2 separate regions of the Homo sapiens genome follow, and region 2 is linked to region 1. A link is an interaction called in ENCODE POLR2A ChIA-PET data of the cell type or tissue named here. Cell type or tissue: Panc1. All regions are shown on one strand. Links, peaks and the distances in the headings refer to the core of each region. The heading gives the core; the rest is flanking DNA. Region 1 overlaps LOC105375508 (a long non-coding RNA gene). Region 2 overlaps LINC-PINT (long intergenic non-protein coding RNA, p53 induced transcript).

Region 1 (2,925 bases), core at 276-2,775:
CAAGGTAGTTGTATTAATCACAACTTCCCAAAAGTAAAGAAGAAAACTATATGATCCCTTTAATAGATGCCCCTAAAAATATCTTGATAAAATTCAGTGCCTACTCCTAACAAGAATCTGTTATTACATATGCTAAGAATAAAAGATGTAACAGGGAGGTGTGGTGTAAGCTGCTGGGTGAGATGTTTTACTGCCATGTGAGATCCTGAATTAACAGGGGTCTCTAATTCTTCATGGCCAGGTTTAAGGCCCAGGTCTTGACAGAAGATTCTCAGCATCAGTCTAGATTGGTCCAGCCAATACAATAATGTAAGCAAAATAATTAAAAGGTAAAGTACTAGAAAAAAATGTTTAAAGAGAACAGATAAATCTGCCACCATTTGCATTTAAATGATGTTGGAATTCCTTCCCTCCTCATCAGCTTGGCCAACTACTAATACCATTTAGTGTTTGTAGGAGTGTGATGAAATGAGCACTCTCTCATACATTACCATTGGGAAAACAAGTTGGTACAATTTATAGCCATTTGAAAGTATCTTTTATAAATAAAAATACACATATACTTGGATCAGCAATGCCACTTTAGAAATGTACCAGATAGAAAAATATTCACAGATCTATAAGGAAAATACTGCATCATTAAAAAATATACAAATAGATTAAGACAACTTGAAGTTTCAACACTTAGAGAAAGGGTAAATAGAGTCTTACTATGGAAGACTATGTAGCTGTTAAAATAAAGCCTATCCATATAGTTGAACCAAACTGTTAAATAGGTTACTCTGCTGAGGAAAAAAATGTATTTTACTGGGAGAAGGTGAAAAATGAAGGATGGGTTTTCACTTTTTTGGTTTATATATTTCTGAAGTGTTGGAATTATTGTCAGTGATTATATATTACTTTTGTAACAAAAAAAAGTTTAAAGGGTACCACAGATAGAATTTTTAAAACTATCTAAAACCTTCAAATACCTGAAGGAGGTAAAAGTAAAGAACAATGTAGTCCATGCATAAAAAGAAATAACAAAGGAAATGAGGGAAAGGGGAAAAAAGCATTAAGCATAACAACAGAAGACACAGTCAGTATAAGAAATAAACTCCAACTGTGTGCTCTTTATAAGGTTGTAAATTAAACAATGTTCAAAGATATATTGACAAATACAAATAAGACAAAATTAAATATTTTGATATGTAAAGTGAGTCAATATACATTAAATTTAAAAAAGGAAATTTTTATACCAATAAAGGGTATAATCCTCACAGCAGATGTGATAGATATGGAATGTTATACACCAAACAACAATAAATCAAACTCTTAAATGCTTTTTCTAAATAAAAAAAGAATAAGTACATTATATCAGCAGAGGTAAATATAGGCTATGTGGATTTGAATACTAGCTCTGTCACCTAGTCACTATGGAAATGGAGCAAGTCGTTTAAACTTTGTCTTAATTTTTCTTATCTCCAAAATGTGGTGTATTAGTCCATTTTCAAGCTGCTGAAAAAACTGCACAATTTACAAAAGAAAGAGGTTTAATTGGACTTACAGTTCCATGTGGCTGCGGAAGCCTCACAATCATAGCACAAGGCAAGGGGGAGCAAGTCACATCTTACATGGATGGCAGCAAGCAAAGAGAGAGCTTGTGCAGGGAAACTTCCATTTTTTCAAAACCATCAGATCTCGTGAGACTCATTCACTATGACAAGAACAGCGCAGGAATGACCCATCCCCATAATTCAATCAACTCCCACCAGGTTCCTCCCACGACATGTGGGAATTGTGGGAGCTACAATTCAAGATGAGATTTGGGTGGGGACACAGGCAAACCATATCATGTGGATACTAAAAGAACCTACCTTATGGAATTTTTATGAGGATTTAATTATGTAACAAACAGAGGCAGTACATAGAAATCTCTCAATTCTATGTATATGACATATCATCATATGTCAATATGAACTATTAGAGTTAAAAATTTAAAACATAATATCATTTACATTAGTACCAAAAAGCAATGAAACACATAGGTATAAATTTAACAAAATTTTTACAAGATCTTTGTGAGACAAATTACAAAACTGTGGTGAAAGAAATTAAAGAAGATCTAAATAAATGGAGAGAGAGTCTATGTTTATGGATAAGAAGACAATATTTTTAAGATGCCAGTTCTTCTCAACTTAATATATAGATTCAATGCAATCTTGATCAAAATCCAAGCCAGTTATTTTGTGTACATTGATAAACTGATTCTAAAGTTTATATGAAAGGCAAAAGATCCAAAATACTCAGAAAATACTAAAGAAGAACAAAATCAAAGGACTGACACAACCTGACCCCACGACCTACTATAAAGCTTACAGTAATCAAGATAATGGGGTATTAGTGAAGGAAAAGACAAATAGGACAGGTGTGGTGGCTCATGCCCATAATCCCTGCATTTTGGAAGGCCAAGGTGGGTGGATCACTTGAGCCCAGGAGTTCAAGACCAGTCTGGCAACATGGTGAGACCCCATCCCTCATATCTACAAAAAATACAAAAATTAGCCAGGTTTGGTGGCACATGCCTGTGGTCCCAGCTACTCAGGAGGCTGAGGTGGGGAAACCACCTCAGTCTGGGGAGGTCAAGTTTGCAGTGAGCTGGGATCACACCACTGGGCAACAGAGACCCAGTCTCAAAAAACAAAACAAAAGCAAAGAATAGACAAATAGATCAGTAGAACAGATGGAGAGCTCAGAGATAGACCCATACAAATATAGTCAACTGATGTCTGACAAATGAGTTAAGGCAATTCAATGGAAAAAGAATGGTGTTTTCACCGAATGGTGCTGAAGCAAGTGGGCATCCACATGCAGGAAAAAAAAAATGAAAGAAAGAAAGAATCTAGATACAGACCTTACATCTTTCATAAAAATTAACTCAAAATG
Region 2 (2,925 bases), core at 190-2,689, 130 kb before region 1:
AGGAGCTTAGTCACCTCTTTCCAGCCTAAATCATGAGCACCCTAAATTCCCATGGGTTGTTGAGACCTAATAGCATCCTGGCTTAGAGATGGGATTGCAGCTGGGTCTGCACAGGAAACTGGCCTACTGTGTCTGCCTCTTGGTGCAGCATACAACCAGCCACATGGAAAAACCCAGCCTGCAATAAAAGACTTGCTTTGGTCACCACCTGACATTAGCTGTGGTTTAATCTGTGTAATGTTTTTCTTCCCCCCCATCTAAGCCTCAATTTCCTATCCATAAAATATGTTGGTTTTGGCCAGGCGTGGTGGCTCACGCCTGTAATCCCAACACTTTGGGAGGCCAAGATGGCCTGATCGCCTGAGGTCAGAAGTTCAAGACCAGCCTGGGCAACATGGCAAGACCCCCCCCCTCTACTAAAAATACAAAAAACTAGCTGGGCGTCATGGCACATGCCTGTAATCCCCGCTACTTGGGAGGCTGGGGCAGGAGGCAGGACAATCGCTTGAACCCGACAGGCAGAGGTTGCAGTGAGCCGAGATCGTGCCACTGCAACTCTAGACTGGGCCATGAGCGAGACTCTTTCTCAAAAAAAAAAAAAAGTTGGTTTTATTAGATTACAGAGAATACTTTCTCTATCCAAAATCTGTGATTTTAATCTAGAACACTGAATGTAGGTCAGTATCCACCCCATTTTCAGAAATCTGGGAAGATCTTTTTTTGTTTTTCAGCTTCTCAGAATAAATACTTTCTAGGATGTTACAAACATGGATGAAGTTCACCAGAACAGATCCAGGGTTAACCTTTTAAAGTCATTAGATATGGCTCCAGTAAAAGGCATGAGAAGGCACCCGTGAGACCCTGCAGAGGAAGCCTCACTCCTGGGCAGCCTTACGGCTGACGAGCTACCTTACTGAGCATATTCCTGCCTCTACACCAGAGACTCACTCTGTGGTCCGGTGTCACCTCGATTCTAAATTCCCTGCTTCCTGGTGAATGATGCTATCACACTTTAGAAACCTGGCCAATAAATGCTTTGAAATTTAAGGATAGCTATCCTGAAAAAATTTAATATAACCTAAATTGATAGTCTAATGACATCAGTATTCAGAAGAGGCATTCTATTTCAGCAAGTGGTTTTCAGAAAAAAAAAAAAAATAAATAACCTGAGTTTTTCCCCTGCCACTCTCCCCTCTTGCTTTTATGCTGCAAAAAGAGCTTGTGGCTTGCCTGACACACCGTGTTGTTCTCTGCCTTCGAAGATCTAGCTCCCTCAGCCTCCCCACGTTGTCCACCTCTCCAATACCATTGCTCCACTGGGAAGCTGGCCCGGAGGTGCTCTACCACGTTCATCTCTCGCAGCCCAGGGCTGTCTTTAACGTTACAGAGACACAGATATCAAAGTGTTGCAATTTATTTGGCTTTCATTAATTTGCCGGAAGCAAGGGAGGGTAGATACAAAGTACTCCTCTAACCTGTTATTTTCCTTGCTGTTAAAATGTAAAGAAGACTGATGTAAGAATCTCTGCCTTCCACCAGTCATAACCATGGTATGCACAGAGCTTATGAATCATCTTCTAAATTCACAGCTAGTTTTAAAATTTAGCTTCCAGGCTAGATCTGCAGGAAATGATTGGGAGATCGTAAGTGCTATGGAGTGAATATGAAGTTACTTACCAGATCCCATAAAGTTAGCTCAGGGAATCCTGAGGAAGGTGTCACTCAGAAAGCTGCTTTCAAAGCTGAGTCAGACCTGCATGGTGTTTATTACCTCCATTGTGTTACCATGCCAAACATATAAATAGCTTCAAAGTGAGTTCAGATTAAAACACAGAAAAATCTTTGGATATATTCACAGGCCAGTGGGGGTCATGTAACAAGTCAGCAAGGAAAATAAAAGATATTTGAGGTACAGCCTCAACTTTTTAAGATGGATCTTGAATAAAAAGGTCTAATGAAATATTTTATGGTATTGCTCTCTGGGATTTAAAAAAACAAAGCAAAACAAAAAAACGAGGGCACTGGAACAATGTTTTAGATAGATCACGGGTGTTTTCCAGTATGCATTTTTAGTGCACTTACTTAACTGAGAGCCCTCTCATATGAAACTGGAATGTCACCACCATGTGATAAAGCGTAGACTAGCTGTGACCTAATACGTACTGATCATGACTAACGCAGAAGTCCAGGTCACTGCGGTTGTATTTCCTGTGGCCTCAATGTTCTGGGGTTAGGGTTAACAGGGATAATTCATTTCTGTGTTCAAGTCTCTAATTCTTCCATCATGTAAACTGTAAGTGGGAGCAGACTGGATTCAGCATTGCTACAAGAGAAAAACAACAAATAGGAACACCACCAACACCATGTGTTGGGAGCCCCATGTGCCAGGCACTGTGCCAAATACTCGATATTGATTATCTCTTTTAATACACAATCCTGTGTGGCAGATCCTACTATGAGACCCATTTTACAGATAGACAACTGAGGCTGGGGGAAGTTGGAAATGGAGGAGCCAGGATTCAAGTCACAGCAGTCTGGCTCCTGCGCCCAAGCTTTTAATTTGTATCCTATTCACTTTTCATAAATAAATGACTCGTGTTGGAGGTGTTTGTATCCTTGGGGCCACTCAGTTTTATTCAGCCAGCTTTCCTTGGTTGTGGTTTTAATGTGTTAGGGAAGAATGAATGTATTCCCCACAGCTGGGCATCTTTGTGCTGGATCACCTGGCCACAGCTCATGAATAGTGCAGATTATCACACCCCACCCCCATGACTCCAGCAAATGTGCTGTGGGTATAGGAGAGTATGTTCAAAAAAGGCAATTAACAAAGCAACTGTCCCAACTACCAAGAAAAACAAATGTGGCATAACCCATGATAGAACCCTCTTTTTTCCTTATTAGACATGAATAGAAGCTCATTAATGC

The links. ChIA-PET counts read pairs that join two places held together with the same protein. Peaks named below come from ENCODE experiments on the same cell type or tissue, not always from the same donor. Only the 100,000 strongest peaks of a DNase experiment are listed, where the experiment ranks them.
Region 2: POLR2A ChIA-PET joins it to region 1 with 11 read pairs; 2 of 35 experiments call an interaction of 5 or more read pairs at or near these places.

What each region holds. Positions count from the first base shown.
Region 1 is chr7:130,771,352-130,774,276 of GRCh38, reverse strand. The region is part of intron 3 of LOC105375508 (a long non-coding RNA gene); the gene reads right to left. Among named protein-coding and RNA genes, the nearest start is that of KLF14, 39 kb to the right of the region's middle. In Panc1, for the core only: no CTCF peak of the experiment used is centred there; no DNase peak of the experiment used is centred there.
Region 2 is chr7:130,903,002-130,905,926 of GRCh38, reverse strand. All of the region lies in intron 6 of LINC-PINT (long intergenic non-protein coding RNA, p53 induced transcript), which reads left to right. Among named protein-coding and RNA genes, the nearest start is that of LINC00513, 9.0 kb to the left of the region's middle. RefSeq lists an enhancer at 1,336-2,535. In Panc1, for the core only: no CTCF peak of the experiment used is centred there; DNase peaks (open chromatin) are centred at 198, 917, 1,696 and 2,156; H3K4me3 peaks cover 1,408 bases; H3K27ac peaks cover 2,500 bases.